Regions from separate parts of the Homo sapiens genome. Here region 1 is linked to region 2. The links are chromatin contacts, found by Hi-C or POLR2A ChIA-PET in ENCODE. All regions are on one chromosome and are shown on one strand. The core of a region is the stretch at or near the end of the contact, and the rest is flanking DNA. Distances in the headings are between cores, read along the strand shown. Region 1 holds the start of PHYH (phytanoyl-CoA 2-hydroxylase). Region 2 overlaps FRMD4A (FERM domain containing 4A).

Region 1 (5,237 bases), core at 1,819-4,318, 490 kb after region 2:
CGTCTCAAAAAAAAAAAAAAAAGAAAAGAAAAGCATAAATTTAAATACATCTAAATATCTAAGTACATCCTTGTATAAATGCCTTGGGGGAGAGATGGCAGGAATTTTCACATGGTTGTGAAATTAGGGCATTTTAAAGGAACAGTAAAAACACAGGTGTAAGTAGCTTCATCTCATTCGAATTTCTTTATTGGTCATGAAAACCAATCACCGTCAGCGCGGGTAAAGGTCCTGATCTTTTTTTTTTTTTATTTTTTCACCCAGGCTGGAGTGCAGTGGCACGACCTCGGCTCACTGCAAGCTCCGCCTCCCGGGTTCACGCCATTCTCCTGCCTCAGCCTCCCGAGCAGCTGGGACAACAGGCGACCGCCACCACCCTGCTAACTTTTTTGTATTTTTAGTAGAGACCGGGCTTCACCGTGTTAACCAAGATGGTCTCGATCTCCTGACCTCCTAATCTGCCTGCCTCGGCCTCCCAAAGTGCTGGGATTACAGGCGTGAGCCACCGCGCCCGGCCAAGGTCCGATTTTTTAATAAACAAGGGAAGGGTGATGAACTGAATTCACAGCTTCAGTTTTTTTTCTCCTGGCAGCAGTGCCCACATTTCACCAGGCGAGGGCAGAAAGGAGAGACCGCCTCGCCGGTCCACATCCAGAAAGGGGCGTTCCCAAGGGCAGAAAGAGGCCGACCCTCCACCTGCACCCGCCCCAGGCCCTGCGCTTGCGTTCAAACCGTGACAAACCGTAGAGTCCTTGAGAGCCCCGGGTTACTCCTACATGGTCATATTCCCGCGCGGGATGCCGAAGTGGGGCAGATGAGGTCCGGAGCTGCTGAGGGATCCCGGGTCCTTCTGTTGGTCTGAGACCCTGGGGCGGGCGGAATCCCGGAGAAAGCCGGAGGGACTCCCCAGTGGAAGCCTGGGAGCTGCCGTTCTCCTCCCTGCCTGTGCAAACAGGAAGGGGCTGGTGATGCTGGCTGCGGGCCTCCCTCCTGGACTGCGACATTGTCACCAAATTCTATAAAGACGTCATGCAGGAAGTGATAACGTGTGCTGCGACGTTCTGGAAGTAACTCGAAGCTAAAAAAGAACAAAAAATCAATGAAAAAATGAAACTAAAGAAACAATGAGATGCTATGTCAATATCCGTAGTTATGGAATGGAAAATAAATCTTACAAAGAGATGCTGGAGTTATCTAAGAAATTTACACCATACTGGCCTGTGTGCATCAGACTTTTCTGGAGGTCATTTATTTTATTCACTTTTTTTTTTTTTATGACCAACCGAACTTTCTAATATTTTGGGCTGGAGTCCCACTAAATGAAATACCCCTTTTGAATGGCACATATGACTTTTAGGGATGCATCTTAGCATTTTTATTTTTTTATTTTTATTTTCAAAACTTCATTGATGTTTTGGAGTTTTGTTTGTTTTTTGTTTTTGTGTTTTTTGGACATGGCCTCACTCTGTCGCCCAGGCTGGAGTGCAGAGGCACGATCTGGGCTCACTGCAACTTCAAACTCCCGGGCTCAGGTGATCCTCCTGCAGCAGGACGAGCCGCAGACAAAACTCAGACACCGGATTAAAGAAGGGCTGTATTAGGCCGGGAACTTCGGCAGACTTGCAACCGAGGTCCCTGAAAAAGAAATTCTTGGCCCTTTTAAGGGCTTGTAACTCTAAGGGTCTACGTGAAAGTTTAGTGAGAGATCGAGCAAGCGTGGGGAACATGACTGGGGGCTACAGGCAACAGCTAACAGAACAGAAAGTTTTGCAATGCTTCCTCATACAATGTCTGGAATTTTTATTTATTTAATTTATTGATTTATTTTTTATTTTTTTTGAGACGGAGTCTTGCTCTGTCGCCCAGGCTGGAGTGCGGTGGCGCCATCTCGCTCACTGCAAGGTCCGCCTCCTGGGTTTACACCGTTCTCCTGCCTCAGCCTCCTGAGTAGCTGGGACTACAGGCGCCCGCCACGACGCCCGGCTAATTTTTTTGTAGATCAGGTGTTCTCACTATGTTACCCAGGCTGCTTTCGATCTATAGCGATCCTGAGCTCAAGCGATCCTCCTGCCTCGGCCTCCCAAAGTGTTGGAGTTACGGGCGTGAGCCACCGCACCCGGCTAAAAACCTGTTTGTTTGTTTGTTTGTTTGTTTAGAGACGGAGTCTTGCCCTGTCACCCAGGCTGGAATGCAGTGGCGCCATCTCGCTGACTGCATCCTCCGCCTCCCGGTTGCAAGTGATTCTCTTGCCTCAGCCTCCCCAGTAGCTGGGATTACAGGCGTGCGCCACAACACTCAGCTAATTTTTGTATCTTTAGTAGAGACGGGTTTTCACCAAGTTGGCCAGGCTGGTCTCGAACTCCTGACCCCGTGATCCGCCTGCCTTGGCCTCCCAAAGTGCTGGGATTACAGGCGTGAGCCACCGCGCCCGGCAAACTTTTTGTTTAAATCGGAGATTTTATTCTTTCAGCTGTCAGTGGAAGGAGCAGTCACGTAGGGTTAAACAGATGGAAGCCATGACGTTAGGAGAGTGAGTGAGGTCCCAGCCCAGCCACTTGTCACTGTGTGACCTCGGCCTGGTCACTGGGCCCCCGAGCTTCGGTGCGGCAGGGAGGGTCCTGGTGATGGAACAGAAACAGGGTGCGGGGCAGGGGTAATGACTCACGCCTGTAGTCCCAGCACTTTGGGAGGTCGAGACGGGAGGCGGGGGGAGTTTGAGACCCACCTGGGCAACGTAGCGAGACCCCATCTCTACAAAAAATAAAAATTAGCCCAAGAGTTCAAGGCTGCAGTGAGCTATGATCGCGCACTGCACTCCAGCCTGGGCGACAGAGCAAGATCTTGTTTCTTTTTAAAAAGAAAGAAAATAAAGGACGGAAGGATCATGGTGTGGGGAGGACTTCAGCCCCGGGCGGTTGCCCGGCGCGCGGACTCTAGCGGACTAGGGCTCCCCAGCAGCCCGGCCCGCGAGCTGGCACCGCCCGGAATCCCGCTTACGTCCAGTCCGGGGCGGCGCCTGGAGGCGGAGCCGCCCGCTGGGCTAAATGGGGCAGAGGCCGGGAGGGGTGGGGGTTCCCCGCGCCGCAGCCATGGAGCAGCTTCGCGCCGCCGCCCGTCTGCAGATTGTTCTGGGCCACCTCGGCCGCCCCTCGGCCGGGGCTGTCGTATCCTTTGGGCTGCGCGGGGCTCGGGCTGGATCCGGCGCCGGCGCCGCCGCCTGAGTGGTGGCCCTGGTCCGGGTGGAGGCCTCGGGGTCGCACGCTTCGCAGCCCCAGCGCCTCCTCGCTCAGCGCCGCGTCCCCGCCTGGGTCGCGTCTCTTCCAGGAGCCGGGGAGCGGGGAAGAGGCTGCGTCCCCCGAGGACACGCGCGGCCGCCCTGGGGTCGGGGCAATTGCCGCGTTGCCCTGCCCTCCGGGATCCCTGGGGGCCTCTGCTCCTCTCTTTGTGGAGACGTCGTTTCACCGGCGGCGCGTGACCCCGGCAGCTGTCCAGAGACCCAGAGATGTCCAATCACAGGCGCACGGTGCACAGGCGCGCAGGGCTGCCTGGAACCGGCCCAGGCAGGCAGTGACCGGGACCTCTCCGGAGGGGAGAGGACGGTGCCCTCCCGGGCAGGAGCTGGCCAGGCAGGCGCTGCCCAGGGCGGCCTCCCTGCTGGACTACGGCATTGCCACTGAGTTATATAAAGACACTATTTGGGGAAGGACAGCGGGTGAGGACTGGCGCGGCGGCACACGCCTTGCCTGTTGTCTCGGCTCTTCTGGGGGCCAAGGCCAGGAGTCCAGGGTTACAGTGAGCCGTGATGGCCAGTGCGTTCCAAAAGAGAGAAACAGAGAGAAAGAAAGGATAACATGTTAATTGATGAGAGTGACATTCCGAAAGTAACCGATTAAGCTAAAGAAACAATGCAATTCTATGTCAACTCTCTGCAGTTACCGGATAGAAAGGAGATCTTTAAAAGGAATTTCTAGGGTTTTGCTTTTTTGGTTTTTTTTTTTTTTTGAAACAGGGCCTCACTCTGTCACCCAGGCTGGAGTGCAGTAGTGGTACGATCTCGGCTCACTCCTGGGCTCAAGAGATCCTTCCACCTCAGCCTCCTAAGTAGTTGGGACTACAGGGTTGCGCCACGATGCCAGGCGAATTTATGTTGTTGTTGTTATTGTTGTTATTATTATTATTATTATTATTATTATTATTATTATTATTATTTTTGAGACGGAGTCTTGCTCTGTGGTCAGGCTGGAGTGCAGTGCCGCACTCTGCAATGTCGGCCCACTGCAACCTCCGCCTCCCAGGTTCAAGCCATTCCCCTGCCTCAGCCTCCCAAGTGTAATTTGTATTATTATTATTAGTAGTAGTAGTAGTAGCAGTAGTAGTAGTAGTAGTAGTAGTAGTAGTAGTAGTAGTAGTAGTGGTGGTAGTTTTTTTTCTGAGATGGAGTCTCTCTCTGTTGCCCAGGCTGGAATGCAGTGGCCTGATCTCAGCTCACTGCAATCTCCACCTCCCAGGTTCAAGCAATTCTCCTGTCTTAGCCTCTCCAGTAGCTGGGATTACAAATGAACGCCACCACGCCTGGCTAATTTTTGTATTTTTAGTAGAGATGGGGTTTCACCATATTGGTCAGGCTGGTCTCGAAATCCCGACCTCAGGTGATCCATCCGCCTCGGCCTCCCAAAGTGCTAGGATTACAAACGTGAGCCACCGCCCCCGGCCTAATTTGTATTTTTAGTAGAGATGGGGTTTCACCATGTTGGCCAGGCTGGTCTCGAACTCCTGAGCTCAAGTAATCCTCCTGCCTCAGCCTCCCAAAGTGCTGGAATTACAGGCATGAGCCACCGTGCCTGGCCTTCTATATTTTACTTTATTTGCCTTAATTCACATCCTAGGTAGCTCATCCCACTTCAGGGACTATTTCCTCTGCCAGTTTCCATCCTCAACAATTCCAGTAAGTAGTTTGAGTTTTGATTTTGAAATATATTATGTATATAAAAGTTTCTTGAGTGGTAATGAAGATATACCACATAATATGTTACCTGATTAGAATTTTATTATACAAATCCTCTGTTTCCAGGACTTATTCTAATTAGTGCACTTGTGGAAAATTTTGGAGACCGACTAATTTTCTGTATGTATTTTAAGATTCAGAAAGAAGGAAAAATACCAGAAAATACATAATCCGACATTTATTTATTTATTTTTAATAGAGACGGGCCCTTCCTATGTTGCCCAGGCTGGTG
Region 2 (5,256 bases), core at 433-2,932:
CCTGCTCTGCTCTGCTGTCCCTTGAGCCCTGGTGTCCACGAGGTCGTGTCTTGCTTGTCTTCTCTCCCTGCACCTTCCCCTGGTGTGATTTCACCCCCATCCACAGCTGCCACTGCAGTCTCTTTGCTGGAGACTCTCCGTCCTCTGCCCCAGTCCTGACCTCTCTCCCGAGCTCCAGGCCATCTCCACTGACTGGCATTTCCTCACAGATGCAGCTGGAATCTAATGATGTCGTCGTCTTTCTGCATCCAAATGTGCTCCCCTTTCGTTGTCACCTCCTTGTCTTTGTGATGGGCACCATCACCCCTGCAGCCCCCAAAACCAGAGACTTGGGAGTCAACCTTGACCTCACCGCTCCCTCCCGCTTGCCTCCTCCTGTTCCCTCAGTCACTACTCGCTGTTATTCCTGCATCTTAAACAGCTCCCTATCCATCTCTTACTCTCCATACACAGCCTAATAGTAATTAGGGCTTCCATAAACCTCTCCTGGACTCAAGATCTCCTTGTTCATCTCTGCGTCTGGCCTTGACCCCTTCCAAACTCCCCTATATGAAGACACTGAGCATCTTTCTAGAATTCTCATCTGATCCTTGCTCATAATTTTTTTCCAGCTTCCCATTATCCTCAGAAAAGGACATCTTTAGCGTGACTTGCATGATGTGACTTCTGCTTAACTGTCCAGCCTCACCTCTTCCCACTCCCCTCACCACACAACACACACACACACACACACACACACACACACACATTATAAGCAGCCAGCAGCGGTCAATATATGACCAAGAGCACCTTGAACTGCAAACCATTGTTTAGTGCTATAAGGCTTGGGAACAATGTCTCTCTGATATTGTTCACCAGGCAAGCTTTAGAAATAGGTCAAGAAAAAAATATAAGGAAAATATACACAACCCAAGGAAGTCTGCGTCATGTGTGTGTGTGTGTGTGTGTGTGTGTGTGTGGTCTTTTCATAGGCACAACTTTGTGCTCAGAATGAAGCCTACATGTCTGGATTATTCTTTAATTACATTTTCTTCTACCAAGTGTCCTGTAGTTCTGATCATCTCAACTCCTTGTAAGAAAATAAACAGAGATTAGATTTGCCTCTTCAGAATTTGAGTTTCACAGACAATAAACTGAAGCAAGCAGCAAAAAAATAAGAGAGGAGAAGTCCGATCGGGGAGGAAGGATTTTACAGCCAAGTCCACAGGCCGGATTCTTGGTATCTTCCCTGGCTGATGGAGACAGCAGCTGCTACTTCCTGTCACTCGCAATAACAATGATGGCATGGATCTAAAATGAGGTTCCTGCTAACCAGAACTTGCTATATTTCAGCTAGGTGTCCCAGTTAAGATTTTAGAGGCATTGAGATTCTAAGCATCAGAGGCTTGGCTGCAGAAACTCACAGCTTATTGCTTTCATTATCATGGCTCTTATTTGCCACCAAGAGTAGGCATTTTAAATGTGACATTTGTGTTCATTACAAAATGAAATCACTGGTCCATTTAATTAACACTTGCTGTAAATATTCAGTGATTCCCAAGTGCCCAGGGCTGGATGGGGAAGGGAAAGGGAGAGCAGGGAGAATGGAGGAGGAGACCTGGCTGATGTCATCTGGCTGGGCCCTTGCCATCTGACTAGGCAGTGTTCAGTCTATTGCAACCAGAGGCTTTCACTTGTCAAAGAAGGGGACGGGACTCCCCGAGGCTTTAGAGGCTGTTTAATATTTAATAAGCTCAAACACATAAACACAGAGCACCTATTTCGTTCTCCTTCAGACTCTCTGATAAAATATTCTCGGGTCGGGATCATCTGAGCTAGTTTGGGTGGGCTGTTGCTTGTGGAGTCAGGAAACCTCTTAGCAAGGTCTGCGCTCCATCTAGAGTGTTCCTTTAGACTCAAATAGATGCCCTAAGATTCAGTCCTGCTAAGTGTGCCCCCAAAACCCGTTTAAAATGTAGGTCTGATTATGATTCAGCTGTGGTGAGGCCAGCAGATGAGGAGAGGACAGACATTGAAAAGATTGTCACTCAGTTCCTGGGAGAAGGGGCCACACCATGCCACGCAGGGCCATGTGGGAGGCATTGGGGAGCCGGGAAACAATTGGGCAAGAGCATTTTTTGTGGTTTCTTTGGGGAGGAACGGGCAAGGCTGGGAGAGCAGGCTTGGGATTGGCTAGTTTAAATAATTTCAGCGGGCTCTGCAGCATGGGGGCTGCCCCCTAGTTGTCTGGTACGTGTCCCTAGGGTGGTGAGGGCAGGGAAATAGTGGCCCTGGGTGTGAGAGCCGAGAGGTGGTGGGAGGGGTGGACCCTGGATCCATGGTGACATGTGGAAGTCTTGGGGTCTGGAAATTGGCTAACCCTGGCACCAGCAGTCCCTCCAGGCCCAGCAAGGTCACAGACATCCAAGCATCATAAAGCCATGGTCAATACACAGCCAGACTCGGAACTGTCCATGCAGACCCTCTGAATCCGAGACATAGCCTTCATTTATTTCCCTGGTTACCCAGAGACCTGGAATGTTCTTTGTGAACCCTGGAAGCACTCCCTGCTCCATGCTGGTAGTTAAGGAAATGCAACATTGCCACCTACTGCTGAGGCTCTCCTGAAAATCAGAAAAAGAAGCCACTTTTTTTTTTTTTCTTTTTTTTTGAGACAGATCTGCCTGCCTCGGCCTCCCAAAGTGCTGGGATTACAGGCATGCCCGGCCAAAAACTATGCCCGGCCAAAAACTATGCCCAGCCAAAAACTGGATTAAAAAAAAAAAAGAAGAAGAGGCTGGCCTGTAACCTGAGTACTTTGGGAGGTCAGGGTAGGATAATTACTTGAGCTCAGGAGTTCAAGACCAGCCTGGGCAACATAGTGAGACCCCATCTCGACAGAAAATAAAAAATTAGTCAGCATGGTGGCTTATATCTGTAGTCCCAGCTATCTGGGAGGCTTAGACAGACAGGTCACTTGATCCCAGGAGGTCGAGGCTGCAGTGAACTGTGGTTGCACACTGCACTCCAGCCTGAGTGACAGAGCAAGACCCCATCTCAAAAAGAAAAAAAAGAAAAAAAAATTTTGACTTTGAATCCAAACCCTCAGCCCTCCCCATCTTCCCAGGAGGCTCTTGTCCCTGGTGCCACCGGTGTGCACCATGCCTCTCTGGGCGTGCGGGTGGAGAGGTCTGAGCTCTGTTTCTCTGCAGGCGTTTTTGACTCAGCCGTTCCCTGGCAGGGAGGGAAAGCTCAGGATGAGCTCCATACCCTCCCCTAACAGAACAATGATATGACAGGCCCGGAGCTCACGGGGTTTTCCAGGCTGTCGTCTTGGTGATAAAAGTTAACAGGAAACTGCTTTCCACTTCCGTCGAGAGGAGGTGATTTTTTTTCTCTTCATCTCAGAATATGCGTGTTATTTCCTGTACCTTCTCTGCCCCTTTTATGGCTAGACAACAGAGAGCTTGGTGGAAATGAAGGCAGTCACAGAGATGTAGAATTTGCCACCTCAATTCAGTTTTCCATCATATGAGAGTGGAAACGAAAAGGGAAGCGTTATATTTTCTTAATATACTATTCAGGAGAAAATTGGGGTGGAAGAGGCAGGATGTCTTTACTCTTTACTTTTTAAGAACTAAAGCAAATGAGATTCTTTTAAGAAACATATGGCATTACTTTGAAAATTAAGTTATTTCAGACCTTATATGAATTTAGACTCAAAATCATCATTAGAGCACAAAGGCCACCGTCAACTTCAGGAGGCTTCTGTTAATATTCTGGTGTTAGGATTGCTTTCTCTCTTCCTTGCCTCCCCTTTCTCTCCCTTTCCTCGCTTTTCCTTCTTTTCCTTCCTTTAGTTTCTTTTATTATTCTGCCTACCCTTTGCCAGAGGCCCTTTGCAAAGGATGTAGATTTATTTATTTATTTTTGAGACGGAGTTTCGCTTTTGTTGCCCAGGCTGGAGTGCAATGGCATGATCTCAGCTGACTGCAACCTCCGCCTCCCAGGTTCAAGCGATTCTCCTGCCTCAGCCTCCCAAGTAGCTGGGATTACGGGTGTCCGCCACCACGCCTGGCTAATTTTTTGTATTTTTAGTAGAGACAGGCTTTCACCATGTTGGCCAGGCTGGTCTCGAACTCCTGACCTCAGTTGATCCACACATCTTGGCCTCCCAAAGTGCTGGGATTACAGGCATGAGCTACGATATAGATTTATTTTTTGAAAATCAAATCATTAAAAAGTCAGGAAACAACAGGTGCCGGAGAGGATGTGGAGAAATAGGAACACTTTTACACTGTTGGTGGGACTGTAAACTAGTTCAACCATTGTGGAAGACAGTGTGGCGATTCCTCAAGGATCTAGAATTAGAAATACCATTTGACCCAGCCATCCCATTACTGGGTATATACCTGAAGGATTATAAATCATGCTGCTATAAAGACACATGCACACGTATGTTTATTGTGGCACTATTCACAACAGCAAAGACTTGGAACCAACCCAAATGTCCATCAGTGGTAGACTGGATTAAGAAAATGTGGCACATATACACCATGGAATACTATGCGGCCACAAAAAAGGATGAGTTCATGTGCTTTGTAGGGACATGGATGAAGCTGGAAACCATCATTCTGAGCAAACTGTCACAAGGACAGAAAACCAAACACCACATGTTCTTACTCATAGGTGGCAATTGAACACTGAGAACACTTGGACACAGGGTGGGGAACATCACATACTGGGGCCTGTCGTGGGGTGGGGGGTAGGGGGAGGGATAGCATTAGGAGACATACCTAATGTAAATGACGAGTTAACAGGTGCAGCACACCAACATGGCATATGTATACATACGTAACAAACCTGCACGTTGTGCATGTGTACCCTAGAACTTAAAGTGTAATAAAAAATAATAACAAAATAAAAAGAAATTATAAAAATAAAAAAATTTAAAAAAGAAAATCAAATCATATCAAATTTATTTTGCTTTGAGATGTAAAATTTGCTACTGCAATTTTGCTCTCCATTCTTAAAGAACTAAAAGTTGTTTAACTTTACTGTGCCTCTGAGACCATGGTGGGCCCTATATGAAGACCTTGGTGATATAAGACACCTGCTCCAGAAGCAGGGGGCAGGTGCTTGGCAGGGGCAGGGGTTATGGGCAGAGATCAGCCAGTCCATTAATTTTCAGGCTTTACAAGTATGAGGACCACTGCGTAATTCCTCCAAATTTTGTAGAACCTGAGATGATAAGAATTGTACTAATGATATCTGTGG

The links. Hi-C counts contacts between places; a loop is a spot of excess contacts on that map. ChIA-PET counts read pairs that join two places held with the same protein, here RNA polymerase II (POLR2A). Pooled maps may share reads with other maps.
Region 1: a map of CD8-positive, alpha-beta T cell shows a loop between it and region 2 (22-fold over the local background). The contact joins the promoter of PHYH here to the enhancer-like site in region 2. A Hi-C loop is called at or near these places in 2 of 168 maps with a recorded cell type or tissue (CD8-positive, alpha-beta T cell and naive thymus-derived CD4-positive, alpha-beta T cell) and 12 of 50 pooled maps. POLR2A ChIA-PET finds 5 or more read pairs at or near these places in 2 of 52 experiments (BJ and OCI-LY7).

Annotation. Positions count from the first base shown.
Region 1 is chr10:13,297,895-13,303,131 of GRCh38, reverse strand. PHYH (phytanoyl-CoA 2-hydroxylase) reads left to right here and starts at 3,068. Exons shown (of 9, transcript NM_006214.4): 1 at 3,068-3,164; 2 at 4,887-4,945. The coding sequence starts at 3,090. LOC124902377 (a long non-coding RNA gene) reads right to left here and starts at 2,943. Exons shown (of 2, transcript XR_007062056.1): 1 at 2,726-2,943; 2 at 164-1,078. RefSeq lists enhancers at 380-529, 720-1,009, 866-1,366, 2,742-2,881, 3,458-4,078 and a silencer at 3,062-3,481.
Region 2 is chr10:13,785,262-13,790,517 of GRCh38, reverse strand. All of the region lies in intron 5 of FRMD4A (FERM domain containing 4A), which reads left to right. Among named protein-coding and RNA genes, the nearest start is that of PRPF18, 200 kb to the right of the region's middle. RefSeq lists enhancers at 1,619-2,209, 3,025-3,074. Within about 2 kb of position 1,682, at least 25 of the 41 ENCODE cell types and tissues checked have a DNase peak (open chromatin) inside an H3K27ac peak, as active enhancers do; they include CD8-positive, alpha-beta T cell and OCI-LY7, where a contact is called at or near this core.